2 separate regions of the Homo sapiens genome follow, and region 1 is linked to region 2. Evidence: read pairs that join two places in POLR2A ChIA-PET (ENCODE). Cell type or tissue: A673. All regions are shown on one strand. Each heading gives the region's core, and the rest is flanking DNA. Links, peaks and the distances in the headings are about the cores only. Region 1 overlaps DEPDC5 (DEP domain containing 5, GATOR1 subcomplex subunit). Region 2 overlaps DEPDC5 (DEP domain containing 5, GATOR1 subcomplex subunit).

The links. Peaks named below come from ENCODE experiments on the same cell type or tissue, not always from the same donor. Only the 100,000 strongest peaks of a DNase experiment are listed, where the experiment ranks them.
Region 1: POLR2A ChIA-PET joins it to region 2 with 11 read pairs; 5 of 35 experiments call an interaction of 5 or more read pairs at or near these places.

Annotation. Positions count from the first base shown.
Region 1 is chr22:31,807,372-31,821,067 of GRCh38, reverse strand. DEPDC5 (DEP domain containing 5, GATOR1 subcomplex subunit) reads right to left here. Exons shown (of 43, transcript NM_001242896.3): 19 at 11,421-11,457; 20 at 10,427-10,547; 21 at 5,856-6,076; 22 at 1,843-2,046. It also overlaps the pseudogene RPL17P52. Among named protein-coding and RNA genes, the nearest start is that of DEPDC5, 60 kb to the right of the region's middle. In A673, for the core only: no CTCF peak of the experiment used is centred there; no DNase peak of the experiment used is centred there.
Region 2 is chr22:31,880,555-31,896,370 of GRCh38, reverse strand. DEPDC5 (DEP domain containing 5, GATOR1 subcomplex subunit) reads right to left here. Exons shown (of 43, transcript NM_001242896.3): 39 at 2,620-2,789. It also overlaps the pseudogene LOC124905101. Among named protein-coding and RNA genes, the nearest start is that of YWHAH, 56 kb to the left of the region's middle. RefSeq lists an enhancer at 4,571-5,105. In A673, for the core only: no CTCF peak of the experiment used is centred there; a DNase peak (open chromatin) is centred at 4,870; H3K27ac peaks cover 1,593 bases.

The sequences.
Region 1 (13,696 bases), core at 2,672-10,671, 78 kb after region 2:
GGAAACAAATTACAATTAGTCAAGTCTACAAAATGAGGCTTCCTGGGAAAGGAGAACTTGTAGAGCTAAGTGTTCAACAAAGTTAACAGCGATTGAAGGAAGAGGGCATCTGGGTAGATGAAATGATACCTGTGAAATCCCAAACCTGAAAGAGGCAAAACGTGCAGGAGACCACAAGATTAGCCAAGAAGGAAGAGAGCCTCTGAGGATAGGAATGAGGAAGACAGGGAACCCTGATGAAGGAGGGCCTTGGCTACTGAAAGGCCAGCTAAACAGGAGGAAGAAGCGAAGCAAACTGTTTGCAGAATATGGTTCCAATAAAGTGTACATGAAGAGTGGGAGGAGGAGAAGCACAGAAGCATGAAAAGATGAAGGTCACTGAAGAAACACCAAGAGTTCTAAGTGACCTGGAAGGGAACCAGTGGAGACAATAATGGAGGGGAAAGGACACAGAAAGAAACAAGTAGTGTGACTGATTATAGCAGAGATAAGGGGGCAGAACGGGGTTTAGGCATGACCCCCCAGTTACAGCCAAATGATTCAGATCTATTTCTCACTTATTTAACTTTTAAATATTAAAGGCAAGTACAAAAGAAAATAGGCATTTCCAGGTATTCAGCAGGATGGTTTCCATGAAAAAAATAAAATAAAAATTTGGCCAGGCACGGTGACTCACGCCTGTAATGCCAGCACACTGGGAAGCCGGGGTGGGTGGACTGCTTGAGATCAGGAGTTTGAGACCAGCCTGACCAACATGGTGAAACCCCGTCTCTACTAGAAATACAAAAATTAGCCAGGTGTGGTGATGTATGCCTGTAATCCCAGCTACTTGGGAGGCTGAGGCAGAAGAATTGTTTGAACCCAAAAGGCAGAGGTTGCAGTTATCTGAGATCACGCCACTGTACTCCAGCCTACGTAACAGAGTGAGACACTGTCTCACACACACACACACACAAAATCCTGGAGTTTAATGCATTTGTTCCTTTCCAGCTCAATAAGAGCCCATTAAGCTAAAGTTTAATTTTAGCCACAGCTTGAGACAATCTTACTGTCATCTTCTTGAGAACAGAATATAGATAAAAAAGAATGGACTAGGAAAAAGTGAATTCAGGGGAAAATTTTTTTTCAGTTGTCAGAGAGACCTAACAGAAAACAAAACAACATAACTCCTTGTAACCAAGACAGGATATCAATATCCAAGAGATCTAAGAGAAGAAGGAATGAACAAGAATGAGGGACATCTGACTTAGGAAAGAAAGCAGGTGGCAATGCATAGTTCCTCTCAAATAGAAACAAAGGGCCGGATGCGGTGGCTCACATCTATAATCCCAGCACTCTGGGAGGTTAAGGTGGGCAGATTGCTTGTGTCCAGGAGTTCAAGACCAGCCTAGGCAACATGGTGAAACCCTGTCTCTACTAAAAATACAAAAAACTAGCCAGGCCTGGTGGCACGTACCTACAGTCCCAGCTACTTGGGAGGCTGAGGTGGGAGAATCACCTGAGCCCTGAAGGTTGAGGCTGCAGTGAGCTGAGACTGCACCACTGCACTCCAGCCTAGGCAACTAGAGTGAGACCCTGTCTCAAAAGAAAAAAAAAAAAAAAAGGGCAGAAACAAACAAAAAAGCCCTCAGGTTTATACAGCTAATTAGTTACAAAGCCTATTCCCAAGTGCATCTTCAAGGATCTTTACAAGAACCCCTGGGATGGCCAAAGTGGGCATGGTTATCCCATCTTACAGGTGGAGCAACAGAGGCACCTGACCAAGGACACATGGGTGACCGACACTGAGGACCAGGGCTAGGAGCTCCTAGTCCAAGGCTCTCTCTTAAGCAACCAACTTACCCACAGGAAAAGTGTGCATCCAGCGCCTTCTGTTGGACGTAAGCTTCATGGGCATCCGAGAGGGAGCGAAGGGGTTAATCAGTGCTCTCTGGGGCGTGTATCCACCAGGTCGAACATGCAGCATGGATTCTGCACTGCCAACGTGAAACCTCCCTGGTGCACTGGAGTCTCGCTGTGGTGGCTCCATCATGTTCTCCAGGACATCTGCCAGTTATCATGGAGTTGAGTCACAAAGAAAAACCACAGAACCACAGTGAAACCAGAGCTAGGTAGAATGATAAACCAAGGCTGACAAGAATCTTGGGCATTATAAATGTCAGGGAGTGAGAGAAATGAGCAAAACTGTCAAACTATAAAGAAATGAAATATGTTTGCATTTGTTTGCTTTTAAATACTTGGGAGAAGGGAGTTTTGGTTCTAAATTACTGGCAAAATGAAGTCACAACCAAATCTGATGGGAAGGACACTGCCTGAAGATCCTGAACTTTGAGCTGGAAGCAATGACTGAATGATGGGACTTGAGTTGTCTCCCTTGGGAAAGGAACGAGTATATTCTCTAAGAGGGAGGAACAATAAAAATAGCTATGTGGTCACCAGAAGGGCAGATCTTGGCAGAGCTAGTCAATGTCTTCACTATAAACCCATTTGATTTTCCTACTGGACACAAGACTATAGTTCCCAGACCCTTTGCAATAAAGCCAAATGACTTAGTTCTGGCCAGGTAGAAATTATATGCTTCAAATCCAGGCCTGGACCACAATGATCTCCACAAATGATCTGCATTCTTTTTCCCTTTGTGGCAACCCAGGAGACCAATGTTGATAATCATGGCATCCCAGGATGGAAGGAACCTGAGTTCCTGAATGGACTGAGTGGATCAGTAGCCCCTCCACTGACTTAGTGGGCTGGGACATGAGTAAGCAATAAAATGTTATTATGCTAAAAAAATTACTGAGAAAAAAATAACGAAGAAATGGATGCCTCCAGCCTTGACCAGGCAAGGAGATGGTATGATATTTAGACACCACCTGTCTGGCGCAATGGTAGACAGGTCCCATTATGGAGACAGAGACAGCATGCCTGAGTGGATCAAAGAACTGAAATCCACAACCAACTCTTCTTGTGTGTATTCCATGTTCATTAAGCAACCACCCAGATGAAAAAGTGGGTCCAGCAGATGCAAACTCCAAGGAATTTGTCTTGGCCATCATTATCTACCCAATGCCTAGCACAGAACCTCATACACTGTAATACTGTATTTCATTCCTCAAGTTGCTTTGCAGGAAAGAAGAGAATGTTCAGATTTCTGTGAAAGTTTTACTGTTCATTGTAAATTAATGAATTGATGCTCTAACTTACAAAATAAAAAAGAACATAGTCTAGTTAGTTATTAAGGAAATAAAAGAGAAAAACCTAGTAAAAAAAAAAAGATGAGTACAGGCCAGGTACAGTAGCTTATTCCTGTAATCCCAGCACTTTGGGAGACCAAGGTGGAAGGATCACTTGAGCCCAGGAGTTCGAGACCAGCCTGGGCAACAGATTGAGACCGTCCCTACAAAAACTTTAAAAACTAGCCGGGTGTGGTGGTGCACACCTGTAGTCCCAGCTATTTGGGAGGCTGAAGTGGGAGGATCACGTGAGCCCAGGAGGTTGAGGCTGTAGTGAGCCAATATTGTACCACTGCACTACAGCCTGGGCAACAGAGTGAGAACCTGTCTCAAAACAAACAAATAAAAGAAACCACCCATGAAACTGCTCAGGCCATCAAGGGTATGCATATATAAAAAGCCACCAAGTATATGAAAGATGTCACTTTGGCCAGGCAAGGTGGCTCACGCCCGTAATCCCAGCACTTTGGGAGGCTGAGGTGGGCAGATCACCTGAGGTCAGGAGTTCGAGACCAGCCTGACCAACATGGTGAAACCCCATCTCTACTAAAAATACAAAAATTAGCCAGGCATGGTGGCAGGCACCTGTGATCACAGCTACTCGGGAGGCTGAGGCAAGAGAATTGCTTGAACCCGGGAGGCAGAGGTTGCAGTGAGCCAAGATCACGCCATTGCACTCCAGCCTGGGGGACAAGAGTGAAACTCCATCACAAAAAAAAAAGAAAGAAAGAAAGAAAGAAATATGTCACTTTACAGAAACAATGTGTACCATTTCCACATTACAATGATGGAGATAGTAGGTGGTCCCAGGCCACACAGCACGGCTGCACACGGGGTCAGTGGCCAAAAAAGAGTACTGAATTATTGCTACATATGCTTAAAAATGCACAGTCATGCCGAACTTAAGGGTTCAGGTGCAGATCCTCTGGTCATTGAGCATGTCCAGGTGAACAAAGCACCCAAGATGTGCTGCCTGATGTAAAGAGCTCATGGTCAGATTAACCCATACATGAGCTCCCCCTGCGAAACCAAGATGATCCTCATGGAAAAGGAATAAATTATTCCTAAACCAGAAGAGGACATTGCACAGAAGAAAAAGATATCCCAAGGCCAGGCATGGTGGCTCACGCCTGTAATCCCAGCACTTTGGGAGGCCGAGGTGGGTGGATCATTGGAGGCCAGGAGTTTGAGACCAGCCTGGCCAACACGGCAAAACCCCATCTCTACTAAAAAAACAAAAATTAGCTGGTGTGGTGGTGTGTGCCTGTAATCCCAGCTACTTGGGAGGCTAAGGCAAGAGAATCACTTGAACCCAGGAGGCAGAGGTTGCAGTGAGCTGAGATCATGCCACTGTACCCTAGCCCGGGCAACAGAGCAAGACTCTGTCTCAGAAAAAAAGAAAAGAAAAAAAAAGAAAAGAAAGAAACTGAAGAAACAAAAACTGATAGTATGGGAATAAATTCGGTACAAAATCAATGCAAATAAAAGTTAAAAAAAAACAGGTAAGTGAAAAAAAAAGTTTTTTGTTTTTTTTTTTTTGAGGTGGAGTCTCCCTCTGTCACCCAGGCTGGAGTGCAGTGGTGGAATCTCGGCTCACTGCAACTACGCCTGCCAGGTTCAAGTGATTCTCCTGCCTCAGCCTCCTGAGTAGCTGGGATTACAGGCACCCGCCACCACACCTAGCTAATTTTTGTATTTTGAGTAGAGACGGCGTTTCACCATGTTGACCAGGCTGGTCTCAAACTTCTGGCCTCAAGTGATCCACCCGCCTTGGCCTCCCAAAGTGCTGGAATTACAGGTGTGAGCCACTGCGCCCGACCGGTAAATGAGAAACTAAAATGCAACATTAAGACAGAGGTTGTTTTATATATGGCACAAATGGAAATCATAAGGAAATAAACCCTTTTGACCCTAGGCCTAAGAAAAGCTTTCCATTAACATATGGAAAGGCATACAGTTAAATGATGGATGAAGAAAGGCTAAACAAAAAATAGTATAATAGAGGCAGGGTGCGGTAACATTGGTTCATGCCTGTAATCTCAGCACTTTTGGAGGCCAATGGGTGGATCCCTCGAGTCCAGGAGTTCAAGACCAGCCTGGGAATGGTAAAACCCCACCTCTACAAAAAAAAATATGATAATCAGCTGGGTGTGGTGGCATGCTATAGTCCCAGTTACTTGGGAGGCAGAAGTGGGAGGATCAATTGAGTCCAGGAGTTCAAGGCCGCACTGAGGTGAGCTGTGATTGCATCACTGCACTTCCCCACCTCTACAAAAAAAAATATGATAATCAGCTGGGTGTGGTGGCATGCTATAGTCCCAGTTACTTGGGAGGCAGAGGTGGGAGGATCGATTGAGTCCAGGAGTTCAAGGCCGCACTGAGGTGAGCTGTGATTGCATCACTGCACTTTATCCTAGGTGCTCTGTCACCAAAAAAAAAAAAAAAAAAAAAAGAAGTATAATATATACATAGCTAACAGCTAAAGTGATTTGTACCTACTGCACTGGCAAAGAAATCATTAAGATGTGGGATTTACACCCCACCTCTGACCAATCCTCCCACCTCCAGTCACCCACTATATTAAGAAAGATGTCCCTGGCTCTGTCTGTGCTTCAGCACTCTTACCTCGAGTGCTGGTGTATCCCAAGGAGCTGCTGACTTCATACTGGTGCAGGTGGGGGTGTGGGATCATCAGGATGTTGGCACTCTTGCCTAGGGAGCTGTCGTCAGAAGCCTGGCTCCTCACTTCCTCAGTGGGCAGTGTGCGGCTTGGTAGGGAAGGGCTGGATGAAACATCACAGGAGCTGGCACTCTTTCGACTGTGACTCTCTCGCTCTCGCACAGATCTGCCAGGCAAGAGACAAAAAGTTACCATCAAGCGAGGGATGCTGTCCTACCTTGAGTTAAAACTAAAACCCATCACCAGCCCAAGCCACATGGAACCCAATAACAAAAATCCCCAGTGTGATCTACAAGTGGGAAACCTGTATGCGGTACTTCACCCTTAACAGCTTGAGATGTTATATAAGAGAGGGGGGAAATGACAGACATTATGCAGCCAAAGTCCTAGGATCATAGTTGTAAAGAAAGGACTGCTCCAGGCTGACCCCACCTAATCCCACTGATTAATCTCTCATCACTAAAAACAGAATGAGAAGAGAGGTATGATGTGATGTGGGAGAAAGAACATAGTGCCCAAGAAGTCTACTTGCCCTCAAATTTGAATCTAAATCTAATCAAGCTTCCAGAGATAATTGCCAGTTTACAGGGAATCTGCAGAATAGAGGAAAACTGAAACACTACAAGGCAACAATCAGCCAAATGTAGAAAGCAAGACATTCTACTGTCACACACACACACAAAAGGCATTATAACCAAATGCAAAAAGTGGATCTTGTTTAGGTCCCATTTCAAACTAACTGCAAAAGCACATTTTTGAGGCAATTCAAAAAACTGACTATGCACTGGCTATTAGAGGGCATTTAGGGATTAGTGTTAATTTTGTTACCAATGATAATGGTACCGTGATGGGTTTTCTTTTAGTTCTTATTTGTTGAAACATATACTAATCAGCTTTGTGCCAGGCTGGGTGACACTAAATAAATAAATAACATGTAAAAAAAGAAAGAAACTTACGCTGAAGTATGTATTATTGAAAAAAAATAGAGGCTGCCTGGGGTTTGTTTTGTTTGTTTGTTTTTGTGAGACGGAGTCTCACTCTGTCACCCAGACTGGAGTGCAGTGGCATGATCTCAGCTCACTGCAGCCTCCACATCCTGGGTTCAAGTGATTTTCCTGCCTCAGCCTCCCAAGTAGCTGAGATTACAGACGCCCACCACCACGCCTGGGTACTTTTTTCGTATTTTTAGTAGAGACGGGGTTTCACCACGTTGGTCAGCCTGGTCTCAAACTCCTGAACTCAAGTGATCCACCTGCCTTGGCCTCCCAAAGTGCTGGGATTACAGGTGTGAGCCACTGTGCCCGGCCAATCCTGGGATTTGTTTTTAAAATATTCCATCCAAAATTTAAACGTGGGAGAGGTCATGAAACAAGGCTGACAACATGGTGATAACTGTTCATGATACTATTCTCTATTTGAGCACGTCTGAACATTTCCTAATAAAAGTTTATATATGCATATATATATATATATATATAGCCTTATTAAAACATAAAATTCCCTAAGGGGAAAACCTCTAAAAGCAACAGGAAGAAGGATCAAAAAGAAAGAAGCCCTATAGAGAAGCAAAAGCTCAGAACGAAAAAGCAAGCCCACCAACGGGGCTGCCCTTCTGGCATCAGAGCTGCTCCCTTTCCTCCTGGAAGGATTTTTTTAGTAAGAGCTTAAACGGAGCCTGAAAACAGATTCCAAGTGCTGACTACATGTTTGTTCTTTCCACAGTAAATATTTAAACACCAGTATACGCTTAGCCATGTGTGAAGGTAGCACCAATTAAGACACAATTTGTGCCTTCAGAGACCACACAACCTGGGTACCACCAGGTCTTGTCATCTTTAATTAGAAAAAGAAAATCAATCTTGAACTATGAGAGCATTTTTAAAGACTACAAAGAAAAGCCCCTAAGTAGCTCTTACTGAGCCCCTAAGCAGCATCCACACATAGGAGAGAGGCTGCTGACAGCACTTAATTCTGAGCTCTAAGCCTTCTCAGGTAGGACTGGATGAGAGAAAAGGGCAGAAAACAATCATGTGGTCACTCTAAGTTCATTTGCCACAAAATTAAGAGACATAATATTCTTCCACTCAGTTGCGCTTAAAGCTACAGAGTTAAGAAATCTGGCGGGGGCAGTGGCTCACACCTATAATCCTAGCACTTTTGGAGGCCAAGGTGGGTGGATCACCTGGGGTCGGGAGTTCGAGACCAGCCTGACCAACACTGAGAAACCCCGTCTCTACTAAAAATACAAAATTAGCCAGGCGTGGAGGCGCATGTTTGTAATCCCAGCTACTCGGGAGGCTGAGGCACAAGACTTGCTTGAACCTGGGAGGCGGAGGTTGTGGTGAGCTGAGATTACACCATTGCACTCCAGCCTGGGCAACAAGAGCAAAACTCCAACTCAAAAAAAAAAAAAAAGAAAGAAATCTGGAAAATTGGCCGGGCGCGGTGGCTCACGCCTGTAATCCCACCACTTTGGGAGGCTGAGGTGTGCGTATCACGAGATCAGGAGATCGAGACCATCCTGGCTAACACGGTGAAACCCCGTCTCTACTAAAAATACAAAAAATTAGCTGGGCGTGGTGGTGGGCGCCTGTAGTCCCAGCTACTCGGGAGGCTGAGGCAGAAGAATGGTGCGAAGCTGGGAGGCAGAGCTTGCAGTGAGCCGAGATCGCGCCACTACACTCCAGCCTGGGCAACAGAGCGAGACTCTGTCTCAAAAAAAAAAAAAAAAAAAAAAGAAATATGGAAAATTGATTCACAGTATTTGGTACACAGGGAAAAAAATATAAGCTAGAGCTGTTTCACACATTCACAAAAAAAGAAAGTCAACATAAATAATATAAACATAAGCATAAAATCCAAGATGAGGCCGGGTGCGGTGGCTCATTCTGTAACCCCAGCACTTTGGGAGGCCAAGGCGGGTGTGGGCCACTTGAAGTCAGGAGTTTGAGACCAGCCTGGCCAACACAGTGAAACCCTGTCTCTACTAAAAAATATAAAAATTAGCCGAGTGTGGTGGTGCATGCCTGTAGTCCCAGTTACTTGGGAGGCTGAGGCATGAGAATTGCTTGAACCCAGGAGGCAGAGGCTGCAGTGAGCCGAGATTGCAGCACTGCACTCCAGCCTAGGAGACAGGGCAAGACGCCATCTCGAAAAAAAAAGAAAAAAAAAATTCCGCCAAGACTATAAAGTATTTGAAGAAAATATGAAATACACATCTGTAACTCTGGGGTAGAGAGTGCTTTCTTACACAAGACCCACAAATGAATAGATGAGTAGATCTAACTACATCACAATTAAAAACTACTACATGGCTGAGTGCAGTGGCTCATGCCTATAATCTCAGCACTTTTGGAGACTAAGGCGGGAGGATGGCTTCAGCCAGGAGTTTGAGACCAGCCTGGCAATATGTGAGACCTCATCTCTACAAAAAATTAAAAACTAGCTGGACATGATGGTGCATGCCTGTAGTCTCAGCTACTTGGGAGGCAGAGGCAAGAGGATCACTTGAGCCCAGGAGGCAGAGGTTACAGTGAGCTGTCAACGTGACACTGCACTACAGCCTGGGTGACAGAAGGAGATCCTGTCTCAAAAAAAAAAAAAACAACTACCATATGACCAAAACACCACAGAGCAAATTTTTAAAAGCAGGACTTAAAGAAAGAAAAGTTCATGCCCACTCAGAATAATAAACTTAAACGCTGTGTCCAAGGATAGAGCCAGCCCAGTGAGAGGAAGATTCTGGAATTTGTGAATTGTTTCCCTTGGCTCAGAAAAGCATAAGAACCAGCCAGGCATGGTGGCTCACACCTGTAATCCCAGCACTTAGGGAGGCCGAGGCAGGAGGATCACTTGGGGCCAGAAGTTCAAGACCAGCCTGGCCACCATGGCGAAACCCCATCTCTACAAAAAACACAAATATTAGCTGGACGTGGTGGCACGTGCCTTTAATCCCAGCTACTCAGGAGGCTGAGGCAGGAGAATCGCTTGAACCCAGGAGGCGGAAGTTGCAGTGAGCAGAGATTGTGTCATTGCACTCCAGCCTGGGTGACAGAGTGAGACTCCGTCTCAAAAAACAAAACAAGCCAGGCACAGTGGCTCACGCCTCTAATCCTAGCATTTTGGGAGGTCGAGGCGGGCAGATCACCTGAGGTCGGGAGTTCGAGACCAGCCTGACCAACATGGAAAAACCCCATCTCTACTAAAAATACAAAATTAGCCAGGCGTGATGGCGCATGCCTGTAATCCCAGCAACTTGTGAGGCTGAGGCAGGAGAACCGCTTGAACCCAGGAGGTCAAGGTTGCAGTGAGCCGAGATCACACCATTGCACTCAAGCCTGGGCAACAAGAGCGAAACTCCATCTCAAAAAAACAAAACAAAACAAACAAAAAACCAAAACGAAACAAAACAAAACAAAACAAGATTTTCAAGGTTGCTCTCTTAGAGGTCACTACTGAACTTCAGGTTTTCCTACACAATTTTTATATGCACCCCCAAGTGAATCTGGCAGAAAACCTGCAGGTGGTGAGGCACTGGGCCCGGGATGGGCCGGGCAGCCTGAACACTTGAGCGTCATAGGCGTCATAATCTACTTGGATGGGAAGGGCGTTCTCAGATTCTTTTGGACTCCCGAGAGCTGAAATACACAAATAATATAAATTGTCATCAAATACATTTCAAACACATGCCTGAGAGCTGAAATACACAAATAATATAAATTGTCATCCAAATACATTTCAAACAGAGGCCTTCAGATAATCTTCACCAAAATCTGCAAGGCACAGGTGATCACCCTCTCCCCTTGAAAAAATGGGATAACGACCTATTCATCAAGTAGAGACTAAATGACGTATATGTCAAAGCAACATAGAAATAGTATAGCACTAAATAAAGGCAAGCTGTGGGTAGCATTTCATCCTTTTGTGACCCTTCTTAAAATAAATCATCTTAATATGTTTAGTAGTTTAAAACTTTCTACGTGATCCCTACAAATGGCCTATGGAAAAGAAAAACAAGGTTTTTTCAATTTGCAGATGGCGGGAAAAAATACAAGGTAATTAAGGGATCCTGCATACATGACACAAAGGGAACTCAGGTCTCCTGACTTTTCCATAAACTTTTTATGGCACTTCACATAGTTTTGTTGTCATGGGTTAGCTGATGCTCTTTTTTTTTGAGACAGAGTCTTGCTCTGTCACCCAGCCTGGAGTGCAATGGCATGATCTCGGCTCACTGCAACCTCTGCCTCCCGGGTTCAAGTGATTCTCCTGCCTCAGCCTCCCGAGTAGCTGGGATTACAGGCACCCACCATCACACCCAGCTAATTTTTTTTGTATTTTTGTAGAGACAGGGTTTCACCATGTTGGCAAGGCTGGTCTTGAACTCCTGACCTCAGGTGATCCACCAACCTTGGCCTCCCAAAGTGCTGGGATTATAGGCGTGAGCCACTGCACCCAGCCAGCTGACTCTCTTTTTAAAAGCAAGAAAAAAAATCTCAAAAAATACTCACATGTATCACGGCCATTTTTTGCTTTCTCAGAGGCGGGCTGAAAAATTAAATAGATAATTAATCACTCCTTCCTTCGCTAGAAAAGAACTTATCACAAGGCACAGTATATATGTGCTGCTCCCAGGGAAGACAGCCTGTAACTGACAGAAAGGCAGGAGCTAACATCTGACACCTACCTACCACGGTCCTTTATTCCCGTATCACATCTTGTTGCCTCTCACAAACCTGTCCACTGGGGGAATGGACTGCCCCTTACAAGTGGGGATATTCAATTGCAGAGAGAATAAGGGACTTTACCCAAAGCCACACATTCAGCAGGTGGCAGAGCCAAAATTCAAGACCAGATCTTTAGATTCTTGGTCAATCCACTGTTGTGTTTGTCCCACCTGACCCAAATGCTGCATGCCTCCCCCTTCACTACGGTGCTGTCACCTGTCTGCCTACACCTACCAGAGCTGAGCACTCTGTATATCACCCAATTTGCTGAAATGAAGTACAAGGGTAGAGGAAAAAAAACTAATAGAGCTATCACTTTTTACATTTTCTTAAAGATCTTTTTCAGATTAAATAAATAAATAAAGGCCAGGCACAGTGGTTCACGCCTGTAATCCCAGCACCTTGGGAGCCCAAGGCAGGAGGATTGCTTGGGCCCAGGAGTTTGAGACTAGCCTGAGCAACACAGTAAGACCCCATCTCTATTTTTATATATATATATTTAATCTTTCAGGACCCTGAAAACTTTCACAACAATACTAACTCTTGCTTCTTTAAAATGATCATGGTAGCCGAGTACAAAGGCTCATGCCTGTAATCCCAGCACTTTGGGAAGCCGAGACAGGTAGATCACCTGAGGTTGTCAGGAGTACCAGCCTGGCCAACATGGTGAAACCCCATCTCTACTAAAAATACAAAAATTAGCTGGGCATGGTGGCTCACACCTGTAATCCCAGCACTTTGGGAGGCCAAGATGGATCACCTGAGGTCAGGAGTTCAAGACCAGCCTGGCCAACATGGTGAAACCTCGTCTCTACTAAAAACACAAAAAATTAGCTGGGCGTGGTGGCAGGCACCTGTAATCCCAGCTTCTCTGGAGGCTGAGGCAGGAGAATCACGTGAACCCAGGAGATGGAGGTTGCAGTGAGCCGAGATTGTGCCATTGCACTCCAGCCTGGGAGACAGAGTGAAACTCTATCTCAAAAAAATAAAAAATAATACAAAAATTAGCTGGACATGGTGGCGCACACCTGTAATCCCAGCTACTTGGGAGGCTGAGAGAGGAGAATCACTTGAACCCTGGAGGCAGAGGTTACAGTGAGCCAAGATCGCACCACTGCACTCCAGCCTGGGCCACAGAGAGAGAGACTCCATCTCAAAAAAAAAAAAAAAAAATTAGGCATGGTGGCATGTGCCTGTAGTCCTAGCTATTGGGGAGGCTGGGGCACGAAAACTGATTGAACCCAGAAGGCAGAGGTTGCAGTGAGCCGAGATCCCACCACTACACTGGGCATGACAGAGCGAGACTCTGTCTCAAAAAAAAAATAAAATAATCATGGTGCAGAGAAGTTTTTCCATGTTCTACTTTGCTGAGAATGCTTGTGGTGAAGGCAAGAGAGGCCCTTTCTATACAGAATCCCATCTCCTAGCACTTCACTATCTGACATGGCTTATGTCAGGAGTCCTCAGATTGCTCCAAATTAGTATTTCCCTTATTAGAAGAGTAACATTAACAGCCCTCCCCCCTAAAAAAAGAAAAGGGAATAAGAGGCCCTGACACACAGCCACAAATGGAGCAACCCTCAGTGAATTCAGCTCTACTAGGAAAGGGCAGAGGGGTGAGAGCACTCGGGTGTGGGGCCTGCAAACATAACAGCCTGCTTTTCTTCTCACAGTACATCAAAACCACTTTTTCGAGTTCTGGCCGGGTGCAGTGGCTCACGCCTATAATCCCAGCACTTTGGGAGGCTGAGGCGGGTGGGTCACTTGAAATCAAGAGTTTGAGACAACCCTGGCCAACATGTGAAACCCTGTCTCCACTAAAAATACAAAAATTAGGCTGGGTGTGGTGGCGGGTGCCTGTAATCCCAGCTACTCAGGAGGCTAGGGCACAGGAATTGCTTGAACCTGGGAGGCAGAAGTTGCAGTAAGCCAAGATCACGCCACTGCACTCCAGCTTGGGAGACAGAGCAAGATTCCATCTCAAAAAAACAAACAACGACAACAACAAACACTTGTTAAAATTCTTAAAACTTGCATTTTTATCAGTTGCAAATATATTC
Region 2 (15,816 bases), core at 210-8,209:
CAAAAATAACAACAAAAAGCCGAGATCTCTGTTTGACCGAAATAATTCCTAAGCCTTGGTCAAAAACCTTTTTATTTTATGTAGTATTTGTCTCAATAAAATCTGATTTTTAACAAATGTGGACATTGCCTTAAATAATAATTAACTTACATACACTGAAGTTTTAAAAGCTTAATAAAATAATGATAAAGAGATTAGCAGCTTTCAGTGGGTTTTACATGAACAGATGTGAAAGGTGTACTTTACAGAGACAGTTGCTAAATTCCTCTAAGGAAATGAACACTGTCCTTCCTGCCCAACTATAACTATATGTGTGTGTCTATCAATGCTGTGGTCATGCTGTTTTGGGATATGCTTATCTAGTAGGGCCAGCAAGGAGAGTGCTTATGCCTACTGGGTCAGAGAGTTAGTTTTACCTGAAAGAAGTGGTCATGCTGGTATCAGTGAGCTGGGGAAGGGCTGGTGTCCTCTGTGAGCTGAGCAGAATGAGCAGCAGGCTGTCTTTTTTTATTTGGACCTTAAGGATGTTCCCCAGATGAGAGTCTTTCCAAGGGAGGGGTCCTTGAAGATGCTAATGCCATGTGGAGGCAGACAGAGACCTGGAAAAATTGCTTTCCCAGGATACCATGTTTTGTGGGACAAAACTTAGCCTATGAGCTCTGGACAAAAAAAAAAACCTGCTGGCTCATGCTGTACTCATTTCTCTTTGCTTATCTCCTAGCTTTTAGTAAACTCTTTTTGAACTTCCCAGCTGTTCTCTGTTGTATGAAGAGATGGCTGGGCTGGTGTTGAGAGAAGCGAGATTCAGTAGAAGCCACAGAAGAATATTCTTTTTGGCTATATTGGAGAGTGTATAAAAAGGAGTGGCACACTATAAAGATGGTTAAGGAGCTGTCCTGGAAGATACTGACAACTTGGCTAAGGAGTGAGCACTGCGATGGGGGATGGTCAGGTATGGCTTCTTAGTGTAGGAGCAGTGAATGGCCTGATTACAGATGCAGGCCAGGATGAACTAGAAGGAGAAAGGACAGGCAGGAAGACCAGTTAAAACAGGGCTTCTCAACCTTGGCACTTGTGACATCTTGGGCTGGTTATTCTTTGTTGTGGGGGCTGCCCTGTGCATTATAGGATGATGAGCAGCTTTGCTGGTCTCTACCCACTAGACACCAGTAGCACCCACCCTGCCCTCACCCCTTTCTTTCTTTCCTTTTTTTTTTTTTTTTTTTTGAGACGGATTCTCGCTCTGTTGCCCAGGCTGGAGTGCAATGGCGCGATCTCAGCTCACTGCAACCTCCACCTCCCAGGTTCAAGCGATTCTCCTGCCTCAGCCTCCCGAGTAGCTGGGATTATAGGCAGTGCGCCACCACGCCTGGCTAATTTTTTGTATTTTTAGTAGAGACGGGGTTTCTCCATGTTGGTCAGGCTGGTCTCGAACCCCCAACCTTAGGTGATCCTCCTGCCTCGGCCCGGGATTACAGGCGTGAGCCACTGCTCCCGGCCTTCTTTTTTTTTTTCCTTTTTTTTTTAAGATGAAGTCTCACTCTGTCACTCAGGCTGGAGTGCAGTAGCATGATCTTGGCTCACTACAACCTCCATCTCCCAGGTTCAAGTGATTCCCCTGCCTCAGCTTCCCGAGTAGCTGGGACTACAGGCGTGCACCACCATGCCTGGGTAATTTTTGTATTTTCAGTAGAGACAGGGTTTCACCATGTTGGCCAGGCTGGTTTTGAACTCCTGACCTTGAGTGATCTGCCTGCCTCGGCCTCCCAAGGCGTGAACCTCCGTGCCCAGCCACCCTTTTCTGTCTTCAGATATTGCCAAATGATCCCGGGTGGCAAAATCCGCCCAGGTAAAGAACCACTGAGTTCAAAGCAGTGATGTTTATTAACAGGGGACTGGTTAACTATGGTTAAACAAATAATAGAAAACTCTCCAGCCCTTAAAAACAACGAGGCAAAACAAAAACAAACAAAAATCCCAATAACAATAATAATAAAAAAAATCCCAAGGCAGATTTATTTGTACTGACATGGAACACATAGGTGATAGAAAAAATGCAATGTAAGTAGTATGTATCCAATGCTACCATCTCTGCTGAAAAAAAAAAAAAGTAACGTGATTTTGTCCATGCTTAGAATCTCTCTGGAAGTTTACTCAACAAAGCAGAAGTAGATCCCAGGGAATGAGAGTGGGAAACAGACTTACTTTTCACTCTAAACCAGTGATTCTCAAGAGGGAGCAATACTCCCCCTTCCTGGGGACATGTGACAATATCTGGGGACATTTTGCTTACCACACCTGGGGCTGTGCTACTAGCATTTAGTGGGTAGAGGCTAGGGTTGTTGCTCAATTTCCCATAAGGTGCAGGACTCCCCCACAGAGAATTATCTGGCCTCAGATGTCAATACTGCTAAGGCTAAGAAACCCTGATTCTACCTTTTTTGATTGCTTAAAATTTTTACTATGTTTAAATTTTTTAAAAAGGTTACTCCAATAGTCCCGATGAATGGTAATAAGAGCCTGAACTAAAAAATTAAAGTGACATGAATCTCTATCAAGCATCTCCATGCCCACTGTGAGGTGAGCCAAAGGCCTGACAACATGCATGAAGGTTCTCACCATCTCGAAGAGTACTGCTGCGGTCACCGCCATCCAGTGCAGCTTGATCTCAAAGGCTGCATTCAGAGAAAAGTTGCCATGGTAATAACAGCTGCACCACTCCAGCCGGTCTGTGCGGTTGTTCACGTCAACATCCAGGGTCACAGTCCTCTGCTCTGGGACAGTGGCAGCTATGTCAGCACACAGGAGGGGCCCCAAGAGAGTGAGAAAAGGAGTGGGATGAAGAAGAACAAATAACTAAGTATCCAGATATGAAACTATATACAAGTGCCTAAAAGAAAACTGCAGATTCCAGAAGTTTCCTGGAAATCATCTAGATATTGGAAACCTTTCTGTAAAAGGCCCCATTATAAATATTTTACATTTTGTGAGACATATGGTTTCTGTTGCAACTACTCAACTCTGCTATTGTAGTGCAAAAGCAGCCACAAACGTTACATAATGAAGGTGCCTGGCTGTATTCCAATAAAACTTTATAAAAGCAGACTGAGTTTTAGGGCGGTTAAACTATTCTGTAGGATATCATGTTAGATACGTGTCACTATACATTTGTCCAAACCTACAGAATATACAACACCAGCCGGGCACAGTGGCTCACGTGTGTAATCCCAGCACTTTGGGAGGCCGACGCAAGCAGATCACGAGGTCAAGAGATCGAGACCATCCTGGCCAACATGGTGAAACCCCATCTCTACTAAAAATACAAAAATTAGCTGGGTGTGGTGGTGCACACCTGTAGTCTCAACTACTCAGGAGGCTGAGGCAGGAGAATCGCTCGAACCTGGGAGGCAGAGGTTGCAGTGAGCCGAGATCGCGCCATTGCACTCCAGTCTGGCAATACAGCGAGACTCCGTCTCAAAAAAAAAAAAAAAAAAAAATACACCACCAAAGAGTGAACCCTAAAATGTAAACCATGGATATTCTGGGTGACAATGATGTCAATGTAGGTTTATGGATTGTACCTTGTAAAAAATGGACTACTCCGTCTGGGGATGTTGATAGTGGGGGCAGCAGGTTGTGGGGGTGGAGGTCAAAGGATGCATAGTAATTTTCTTTCTTTCTTTTTCAGAGATGGAGTCTCACTATGTCACCCGGGCTGGAGTGCAGTAGCGTGATCTTGGCTCACTGCAACCTCTGCCTCCCAGGCTCAAGTGATTCTCTTGCCTCATTCTCCCAAGTAGCTGGGATTACAGGCATGCGCCACCACACCCGGCTAATTTTTGTATTTTTAGTAGAGACGGGGTTTTGCCATGTTGGCCAGGCTGGTCTCAAACTCCTGACCGCCGGTGCTCCACCCGCCTCGGCCTCTCAAAGTGCTGGGATTACAGGCTTGAGCCACCATGCCCGGCCAGATGTACAGGAACTTTCTATTAGATTCTGCTATGAACCGAAAACTGCTCTAAAAGAAATAGTCAATTATAAATGAACAAATGGTGAGCCAGATTTGGCTGCTTAAGCCATAGTTTACTTCTCCCTAAGTAATCCAACCCCTTCATTTACAGATGAGGAAATGGCAGCCAGGGAGGGAAGATGCCTTGGCCAAGATGATGGAATCAGAACCTCAGCCAGGCTAAACCCCAGATCTTTTTATTTCAGTGACCTATGAAGAAACACAATGGGCAAACAGCACAGACCACCAGTGACAAGTCTTGCTTTTCAGGTTTCAACCCAGGAAGACAGTAGTTCTACAATCTTTTCTCAAGAAATGAAACCTTATAATGAAGCTTAACACCCTGTCCTATCATTGACATGTTGCTCAAGGATGCTGGGTGAGTACCAAGCTTACTCATCCTATCTGGGACTTCTGCTCAGAAATCCTACCAACTCAAGATAGGATGTTTCAGAGACGTGTCAATCAAGTTCCTGACCAGGCTAAGGCCCTAAAATACGCTCAGAAGCAAAGAAAAGGTCAGGCTTCTGTTCTGCCTGGCTGGGCACTGCCAGACCTAGGGTTTCTGTTTGTTTTTTGCCTCCCTGAGGCACAGTCTTAAGAGATCCTGAGAACATGTACCCCCAGACCTAGGGTTTCTATAAACTATAATCCACCCCTCATTCTCCCTTACCCCCATGAATTCAACAGTTTTCTTCAGCTGAAGTGGTCAGTTTAGTTCTGGGTTCTGCAGATAGAAGCCCTGAGTGGGTTTTTCTCACTGACAAAGATAAACAGCTCTTGCGTCAGCAATTTTAATGAGCTTCTGTTGTAAGGCAGGAGAGCTCCAGCTAGGTCACTAATGGCATTCAGGCAAACTGGCATTCAGCTGCCAGATGTACCACTCACCATTCTCTCAAAAGACTAAGTCCAGGAAGTGTGGTTAGCAAGATGAATATGAGAGCAGAGATTAACCAAAAGTTGACAGAAACCGGAGTAAGAGAACGCCTGAAAGAGCTGCTGAGCTAAATTAATTGAATGTGGCTGAAAGGATGAGTTGATAAAGATAATGTAAAGATAATGATTTTAAGTGATATGTTTTTTGCTTTTGCATTAAGAGGTAATTAAAGAGAAAGGACTAGAACACGTTATTGTCGATGACTTGGTGGCTGAAATCACTCCAAAAGGCAGAGCCCTAGTACTTGACAGTTTAAAGAAGGAGCTCCTACAAAAAAATAAAAACATTCCTTGCTCAGCCTGTCAGTCTTTAAGATTGACCTAGATTGTGTTGTTCTGTGGTATTATTTTTGAAAGTAATATCTGCCATAAATTAGAAAACCATTCCCAAAATAAAATTCATTTTTTAGCCGGGCATGGTGGCTCACGCCTGTAATCCCAGCACTTTGGGAGGCCAAGGCAGGCGGATCACCTGAGGTCAGGAGTTCAAGACCAACATGGAGAAACCCCGTCTCTAATAAAAATACAAAAAATTAGCCGGGCGTGGTGATGCATGCCTGTAATCCCAGCTACTCGGGAGGCTGAGGCAGGAGAATTGCTTGAACCTGGGAGGCAAAGGTTGCAGTGAGCCGAGATCGCACCATTGCACTCTAGCCTGGGCAACAAGAGTGAAACTCCATCTCAAAATAAAATAAAAATTTTAAAAATCTTTTTTTTGAGACAGAATCTCACTTTGTTGCCCAGGCTGGAGTGCAGTGGCGTGATCTCGGCTCACTGCAACCTGGGCCTCCCAGGTTCAGGAGATTCTTGTGTCTCAGCCTCCCAGGTAGCTGGGCCTACAGGTGCACATCACCACGCCCAGCTAATTTTTGTATTTTAATAGAGTTGGGGTTTCCCTATGTTGGCCAGGCTTATCTCGAACTCCTAGCCTTAATTGACCTGCCCACCTCGGCCCCCGAAGGTGCTGGGATAATAATGAGCCACCATGCCTGGCCAAAATCCCTTTTTGTATGATGATATATGGTTTTCAGTAGTGATGTCTATGTTGTATTGATTTTTTCCCCCAAATGTGTTATTTTAATAAATATCTCATGAATGGAAAAACAAACAAAAACCTAGAACATGCAAATGGGAAAACTTATTGATTTGAAGTTGGAAGATCTAAGCTCTGCCATTTAGTAACCATATGTCTCAGAGAGCATTGTTTCACCTCTCCTGATTTAGTTCCTGAACTACAAACTGAGATGTGCCAGCCCAGATGGTTCATAGAGACAGGATGAGAATCAGGTGAAGCATGGATGAGAAAGGAGTGTGGACCTCCTCTCTTGCCTTACCCAGCCACCTAACTTGTAACTCTCCTCTTTTCCTTCTGTTCCTGCTGGTCTCTTCTCCCAATTTAGGCCATTAGTTTGCCAATGTTCAATCTGAGGCCTGTCTGTGCCGCCCATGGACACTGGTTGGCTGTCTGTGACATTTAAGGCTAAAGAACTTGGTCACTCCAATGCTAAAAGGCTCATCAAAACTACATTCTGTCTCTGCTTCATGTTATGGATTCCTGATACTGCCAGAATAACCCTTTACTTAGCCAAAATCAAAACAGTGGCTCACACCTGTAATCCCAACACTTTGGGAGGCCGAGGCGGGTGGATCACGAGGTCAGGAGATCGAGACCATCCTGGCTAACAAGGTGAAACCCGTCTCTACTAAAAATACAAAAATTAGCCGGGCATGGTGGCGGGTGCCTGTAGTCCCAGCTACTTGGGAGGCTGAGGCAGGAGAATGGCGTGAACCTGGGAGGCGGAGCTTGCAGTGAGCGCCTCTGCACTCCAGCATAGGCAACAGAGCGAGACTCTGTCTGGAAAAAAAAAAAAAAAAAAAAAAAAAGAAGTTTTGCCCTCTGGTCTTGGACACTGTGTGTTTCTTCCCAAGTGAAAAGTCTGTGTCACAAAGACGAGGATATTCAATAAATACCAGCAGTGGCCTCATGCATCTCTTCTCTCCCATCTGGCATGTTAAGTTCAGAACATGCTGGCCTGGGCCAGGAAGTACGCTGTTCAACCAAGTGGTTACAGGCTGAAGATACTACTGGCCCTGTACTTTGGGGATAGATTTGGCAGTACATATGTTTCTAGCGGATTATGATGTTGATAAAGATATGAGACCAGCTGAGTTCAGCTTTCAGTAAGTTCATAGAATCATTACGTGAGTTCCATGAGAACCAACTTATTCACACAAGACCAATAAATACATGCAAGCCCAGAGGAGGAATAGGCTGAGCATCCTTCACCCAGGTCATAGCTAGGGGGTTATCAGTAACCTGGGGAAGGGGACAGTGTCAGCAGAGGAGAAAAATGCAACCCCAGGTAGGGGAGTGATACTCTACGTAACAATCAGAGGTGCCCAGGTACAGAACAAGCAGTCTTGGGAGTGAGTGCCATGTTGAGGGGGTTTTTCAAAGAGAAGCTTGCTCCCCACTTATCAGGAGTGCTGCAGAAAATATTCAAGTGTCAGGGTTTGGACAGAGGTGCTCTAAATTCCCTTCTGATCCCAAAATCCAGTGGGCCGTCAAGAAAAGGCTGGGGCCGAGCGCAGTGGCTCACGCCTGTAATCTTAGCACTTTGGGAGGCCGAGGTGGGAGGATTGCTTGAGCCCAGGAGTTCAAGACCAGCCTGGGCAACAAAGACCCTGTCTCCACAAAATATCAAAAAATTAACCAGGCATGCTGGCACATGCCCGTGTTCCCAGCCACTTGGGAGGCTGAGGCAGGAAGGTCACTTGAAACCAGAAGGTTGACGCTGCAGCAAGCTAGGATCATGCCACAGCACTCCAGCCTGGGCAACAGAGCAAGACTCTGTGTCAAAAACACAAACAAAGAGCCGGGTGTGGTGGTTCACTACTGTAATCCCAGCACTTTGGGAGGCCAAGGCAGGTGGATCACCTGAGGTCATGAGTTTGAGACCAGCCTGACCAACATGGTGAAACCACATCTCTATTAAAAATAGAAAAACATTAGCCAGGTGTGGTGGTGCACGCCTGTAATCCCAGCTACTCGGGAGGCTGAGGCAGGGGACTTGCTTGAAACCGGGAGGCGGAGGTTGCAGTGAGCTGAGATCACGCCACTGCACTCCAGCCTGGGCGACAAAGCAAGACTCCGTCTCCAAAAAAAAAAAAAAAAAAAAAAAAAACCACAGACAAAACAAGGCTGAGAAGGAAAGGCATGTGAGTGGGCCTAAGAGCTGCAGGGCTGCTGCTTCTAGAGTCTCAGATGCTCCTGCTGCTTCCCAGGTGAGCAGCCCAGGGTGACTGCAATGAGAAAGTGGGAGCCCCCATGAGCCAAGCCAGAGAAGGTCATGTGTCAATGTCAGGCATTTCAAAACAGACTTCCAATGCTAACTTCCAACTGAGTATCCTAAGTGTTTAAAAAGGAACATGTTGAAACAAAAAACAAAAAAAGGGACAAGTCACAAATGATACACAGGCCTTCTTCCCCCTATAAATCATGTTATTTTTTTTCTGAAGAAAAACCCAAACAATGAATACAGCTCAATTTAAAGAAAACAGATCTTCCCCACTTGAGTAAATGACACAGTAAAAGACTACATTCTAACCTGAAAAAATGCTGGGAAGAAACCTCTCATATCCTAACACAAAGGGCTGAGAGCTGTTATTGGATAGAATTAGCTGTATATGGCCATATCAGGTTTAAAAGGAAAAGAAACCCATTTCTTTTGGGAAGACGGATGGGCAAGAGGCTGATGGAATGAAATTCCTTGTAACAACTATGGAAACCACAGGAAAACTAACAAAAGGATGTTTTCCCAGGAAACATGGGCACACACAAAACTCTGCCTAGTTTCAGACTCACTGACCCCCTAAGGCCCACACAGAGACCCCAGGAGAACACTTGTTTAATAAACTACCTGCTATGGACATAAACCCTCTCTTCTTCCCAAATCTCCCTATTTTTTGGACATATGACTTTTCTCTTTTTTTTTTTTTTTTTTTTGAGACAGAGTTTCGCTTTTGTTGCCCAGACTGGAGTGCAATGGCGCAATCTCGGCACACTGTAACCTCTGCCTCCTGGGTTCAAGCAATTCTCCTGCTTCAGCTCCCGAGCAGCTGGAATTACAGGTGCCCACCACCACACCCAGCTAATTTTTTGTATTTTTAGTAGAGACAGGGATTCATCGTGTTGGCCAGGCTGGTCTCGAAATCCTGACCTTAGGTGATCCACCCACCTCGGCCTCTCAAAGTGCTGGGATTACAGGCGTGAGCCAACATGCCCGGCCTATGACTTACTTTTCTATATACTGCTTCTCTCTCTCTCTCTTTTTTTTTTTTTCGAGATGGAATCTCGCCCTGTCGTCCAGGCTGGAGCGTAATGGCACGATCTCAGCTCACCGCAACCTCCACCTCCCGGGTTCAAGCAATTCTCCTGCTTCAGCCTCCCGAGTAGCTGGGATTACAGGCACACGCCACCACGCCATGCTAATTTTTTGTATCTTTAGTAGAGATCTTCAGTAGAGATAGGGTTTCACCATGTTGGCCAGGCTGGTCTCAAACTCCTGACCTTGTGATCCGCCCACCTTGGCCTCCCAAAGTGCTGGGATTACAGGCGTGAACCACCATGCCTGGCCTCTCTCTCTCTCTTTTTTTTTTTTTTTTTTTTTGAGATGGAGACGTATTTTTTCAGGCGGGAGTGCAGTGGTGCAATCTTGGCTCACTGCAACCTCCGTTTCCCAGGTTCAAGCAATTCTCACACCTCAGCCTCACGAGTAGCTGGGATTACAGGTGCATGCCACCACACCTCGCTAATTTTTGTATATTTAGTAGAGACAGGGTTTCACCATGTTGGCCAGGCTAGTCTCAAACTCCTGACCTCAAGTGATCTGCCTGCTTCGGCCTTCCAAAGTGTTGGGATTACAGCCGTGAGCCACCATGCCTGGCCTATACACTGCTTTTCTTTAAGCACTAAGAATTATCAAAGCTAAACTGAGATGATCTGAATTTCATCTTGAGCTGAAGACCAGAAGTCAAGAGAGGGTTTTACCAGCCTGCATTAGAAGAAGGCTTTGGAAACGAGGATATTCCTATAGAAACTGTCAAGAGAGGGAATCAGCTCATGCCTTAGTCCCAGCACTTTTGAAGGCCAACTGGGAGGATTGCTTGAGCCGAGGAGTTCATGACCAGCCTGGGCAACACAGAGAGAGATTGTCTCTACAAAACCAACAAAAAAACTAGCCGGGCATGATGGTGTGCACCTGCAGTCCCAGCTACTTGGGAGGCTCAGGTGGAAAGACTGCTTGAGCCCAGGAGTTTGAGGTTGTAGTGAGCTAGGAGTAAGTAGTGAGCCTGGGAAACAGAGTAAGACCTTGTCTTTTTTTTTTTTTTTTGAGAGGGAGTCTCGCTCTGTCACCCAGGGTGGAGTGCAATGGAGTGATCTTGGCTCAATGCAACCTCCGCCTCTCGATTCAAGAGATTCTCCTGCCTCAGCCTCCTGAGTAGCTGGGGTTACATGTGCCCGCCACCACACCCAGCTAATTTTTGCATTTTTAGTAGAGACGGGGTTTCACCATGTTGGTCAGGCTGGTCTCAAATTCCTGACCTCGTGATCCACCCGCCTTGGCCTCCCAAAGTGTTGGGATTACAGGCGTGAGCCACTGTGCCTGGCCAACCCTGTCTCTTTTTTTTTTTTTTTTTTGAGATGGAGTCTCGCTCTGTTGCCCAGGCTGGAGTGCAGCGGCATGATCTCGGCTCACTGCAAGCTCTGCCTCCCAGGTTCACGCCATTCTCCTGCTTCAACCTCCCGAGTAGCTGGGACTACAGGTGCCCGCCACCATGCCTGGCTAATTTTTTGTATTTTTAGTAGAGATGGGGTTTCACTGTGTTAGCCAGGATGGCCTCAATCTCCTGACCTTGTGATCCACCCGCCTCGGCCTCCCAAAGTGCTGGGATTACAGGCGTGAGCCACCGCGCCCAGCCCACACATGATTTTTGGACAAGAGACTTGAAGCAAGTGAGGGAGGGAGACCCGAGGGTATCTTTGGGGAACAGTGCCCCAGGCGGAAGGAAAGCACTGGAAGCAGAGATGTGCACGGCGTGTTCACGGACACCAGACACAGATGGAAGCCAGCGTGGTGCAGCAGAGTACATAGGAGGCGGACAGGGGACAAGGCAGAGAATGAGGGGACCACATCCTGGGGTCCTGTAGGCTGCTGAAAACTCTAGCTTTGGTTTCGAGTGAGCTGGGAGCTACAAGAGGATCCTGCCCAGAAGGGGAACATGACCTGACTTCCATTTGAAGAGGTCTCTCTGGATCCTGTGTGCAAAGCAGTTTATAAGGAGCAGGGGAGGAAGCCAGGAGGCCAGTGCAGAGGTGACAGCAGCAATGCAGACAGAAGATGAAGGTGGCTCGAACCACGATCATAGAGGAGACAGAGTAAGGAATAGTTAATCCTGAATCAATATTGAAGGTAACTAAAAGGTAAACTGAATTTGCTGATGGGCTGGATGTAGAGCAGGAAAGAAAGACATGAGAAGGCAACTGAATTTTTCTACCTAAGTGACTAGAATGAGAAGGCAAGACGAAGGTGTTGCGGGGAAACAGCAGGGCTAGCTGGTTCTGAACACTGTACATCCAGTCCTCTAAGTGACCATGTCAAGTAGGTAGCTGGAGGGATGAGTCTCAAATTGGAGACATGGTCTAGGATGGAGATAGAAATTTGGCAGTGACCAGATCTTGGGGTAATAAAGGCCACTGGACTGATGAGACACTTTAGGGTATGGAGATGAGGGCAGGCTGAGACCCGAATGCTATAATATTAAAAGATTAGGTTGCTGAAGAGAAACCAGCAAAGGAAACTGATTTTAAAATGAAGAAGGAGAGCCAAGCAAGGTAAGGGTTTAAAGGAGGAGTCAGAGATCATTTGACAAATGCTGTTGCAGGGCAAGGAGGACCAGGACTGAGGACTGGCCGCCAGGCTAAACAACATGGGCTCCCTGCATTGGGAAGGCTGTTCCAGCGGAGGGAATAGACAGAAACCCGATTTGAGTTTTGCTTTGCCAGCAGGAGAGAGTGTGTGCCTGTCACAGATCGACAGGGATGCTTTAGCAGAGAGGGAGAATTCAGGGAGGGGGATGACTGCCAAAGTGCTACACTGAGTACTGCGAGGGCTGGGGTCTTGTGTGCAGGTGGAGATGCTGCATCAGGGGGAGGCAGAAGAGTGGGGACAGACACAGCTACTGGGCGAGGGCAGATGGCAGGTGGGAGTTTTCTTCTGACCGCTTCAGTTTTCACAGTGACACAAGATGCTGATGATGAGGGTGGGGAGCGGGGCTCAAAGCTGTGTAATGAGGTTTGGCAGCTCAAAGCTATGATTACATAAAGTGAGATGTGAGGTGGGAGAGGGAGAATGATAGCAAGATCAATTGGTTACAGGTCCTGGTGGGGGTCAAAGAACTGTTGAAGCCAGGACTGGAGGGAGTGCATTGGGAAGACCAGCAGGGATGGCATAGAGGGGAAGAAAGGACACACCCAGAGAGTTGTGGTTCTGTAGCAAGGGCCTGGGACCTGAGTGTCCCTCATCACAGGGCAGAAGCCACTCCTGGAACTGGGCTATTGTGCAAATCATCCAAAATCCTGACAGGCTTTGACTTTTGTCTCCTTGGGCCGAAATGCAGTGTGCTTGGAGTTCAGGCTTCAGGGCCAGGCAGTCCTGAGAATAAACTCCAGCTCTAGCACTTAGTGGCTGCAGAGCCTTGGGCAAATTACTTCGCCTCTCTGAGCCTCACAGTTTCCTAAACTCTAAAGCATAAATTGTAGTACCCATCAGGAGACTGACGTAAAGATTAATGAAGATTTTCTGCTCTGTACAGGACCTGACACATCAATTTTCTACAAATCATGGCATTAATGTTATTACCATCGCACCACAGCAGGCAAGACTGAAGCAACCACCACTGGCACCAGTGAAAGAAAGCACAAGAGGAGCCCAGGGGCCAGAGCAGAGCAGAGCAGAGTGGAGGACAGTGCTTCCCTCTAACATCTCAGCTCCAGCTCTGACCATTCATCCTACCCCAAAGTTCTGAAAGCACGCCCTTATCACGCATCAACTTGACACCTGCTTAGGGAAGTTACTGATGGGCTTCAAAGCCTCTCAGGTTTTGCTCTAATCTTGGCTCCTGATTGGAATCCTTCAGTTCCCCCTAGGACAGCGGTTCTCAGCTGGGGGTAATTTTACCAACCCCAGGGGACATTTGGCAATGTCAGGAGACATTTTATCACACTGGGTGGGGCTGGTAGTGCTACTGGGTAGAGGGCAGGATGCTGCTCAACATCCTCCAGTGCACAGAACACTTCCCCACAAGAAAGAATGATCTGGCCCAAAATGTCAGTAGTGCTGAAGTTGAGAAACCCTGCTCTTGGGTTTTGTATGATCTACTGGAGAAGATTCACATTAGAATAATTCCTTTCGTTGAACACTTTCAAGAAAAGGAAGAACAGGCCGGGCGTAATGGCTCCCACCTGTAATCCTAGCACTTTGGGAGGCTGAGGCAGGAAGATTCCTTGCACCCAGGAGTTTGAGAACAGCCTGGGCAACATAGGGAGACCCTGTCTCTATTTTTAAAAAGAAGAGAAGAGAAGAGGAGAAAGAAGAGAAGGAACAAGAAAATAAAAAAAAAGAGAAAGAATGAACAAATGATAGTTACTTCCCACCTTAAAAGATCAAAATTTAACAGATTTATTTTGCAAAACATTTTGCTAAAATGTGTTATACACTTGCTGCCATTAGCTGCCTCCAATTTTCTGCTTCTAATCTGGGGTCTTACCAAGAGATCTGTAAACACACTTCCAAGAAATCAGTGGAGTAAATATGCTCTATGTGCTGGTTCGAGCGCCTCTTACTACAAGGAGGTGTCACTTGGATTCGTGGCATTTATTTGAATATTTGAAATTTATTTGAAAGGAAGAAATCTTTTTGCTTTCTTCAGCTCTCACATAAATTGTCGCCATGCATGATCCAATATTTACTTATTGTAATGCATTGTGTCTTTTTCTCAGAAAGTAACCCCGAGGGGAGTGGGAAGTTGACTTTTCAGCTCTCTCTTTGGTGCGTATCTGAAAGCACCTAGCTAGCTTTCAGGCTTAGTTCCTTGTTCCGCAGAGATGAAAATTCTTAATTTTTATCTATGAGGAAAAAGTAGACTTTAAAACTTGGCTACTAAAAATAAACTTGATTTCATGAGAAAAATGGTGTAAAGTTGCTTCTTGAGAAGCTTCTCGTATGCAGCCTAGTGCTATAAGTGAATGATTAACACTGTACTTATCAAGTTCTTGTGTTTGTTATATTTGTAACAGGTTTTCCCCACTCCACCTTTGTTGCTGGACTATTGGCTTCTGCTTCCCACTGACATCAGGGTAGGTACCTGCCCTTTTCTTTGCTATTCTTTTTTTTTTTTTTTTCAGATGGAGTCTCACTCCATCACTTTTGAGATGGAGTCGCCCAGGCTGGAGTGCAGTGGTGCCATCTAGGCTCACCGCAACCTCTGCCTCTCAGATTCAAGCGATTCTCCTGCCTCAGCCTCCTGAGTAGCTGGGATTGCAGGTACCCGCCACCACACCCAGGTAATTTTTGTATTTTTAGTAGAGATGGGGTTTCATCATGTTGGCCAGGCTGGTCTCAAACTCCTGACCTCAAGTGATCCTCCTGCCTCAGCCTCCCAAAGTGCTGGGATTACATGCATGAGCCACATGCCTGGCCTTATTTGCTATTTCTAATAGGTCCTCCCATGACATAAAATCACAAGGTTGCTGCTTGCTATTCAAAGGCCTTAGGTCTCAAGCCCTGGTAGTGCTCTAGGTGGTTTAGGTTGCTGGAAGTGAGCACCCCAGGGTAACGGGTATACGGCTTCTTTAATCCCAAAAAAACGTCAAGGAAGTAGACAGTTAGAAATGCAATGAAGGGAGAAGAGCAAGTCATGACTGCCTAAGGGAAAGGAGGAGGAGCTGCTCAAGGTTCTACCCTATCCTCCCCACCCCTTCACTTCTCACACACAGCAACAGGCAATGCTGGAGTGAGCCACACCCAGATCCAAGTGAATCTGAGGATCTGAAAACTTTTTTTTTTTTTTTTTGAGAGATGGAGTCTCGCTCTAGAGTACAATGGGGCGATCTCAGCTCACTGCAACCTCCACCTCCCAGGTTCAAGCAATTCTCCTGCCTCGGCCTCCGGAGTAGCTGGGATTACAGGCGTCTGCCACCACACCTGACTGATTTTGGTAGAGACAGAATTTCATCATGTTGCCCAGGCTGGTATCAAACTCTTGACCTCAGGTGATCCACCCACCTCAGCCTCCCAAAGTGCTGGGCTACAGGCATGAGCCACAGCGTTTGGCCCTTTTTTTTTTTTTTGAGACGGAGTCTTATTCTGTCACCCAGGCTGGAGTACAGTGGCGCGATCTCGGCTCACTGCAGGCTCCGCCGCCCAGGTTCATGCCATTCTCCTGCCTCAGCCTCCCGAGTACCTGGTGCACACTGTCACGCCTGGCTAATTTTTTGTATTTTTAGTAGAGATGGGGTTTCACAGTGTTAGCCAGGATGGTCTCGATCTCCCGACCTTGTGATCTGCCTGCCTCGGCCTCCCAAAGTGCTGGGATTACAGGCATGAGCCATCTAATTTTGTATTTTTAATATAGAGAGGGTTTCACTATGTTGGTCAGGCTGGTCTTGAACTCCTGACCTCAAGTGATCCACCCACCTCAGCCTCCCAAAGTGCTGGGATTACAGGCGTGGGCCACCGTGCCCGGCCTGGATCTAGAAACTTTGATGACGATTAACATCTCCGTTTTACCAGCTAGTAAAGGATTCCAAT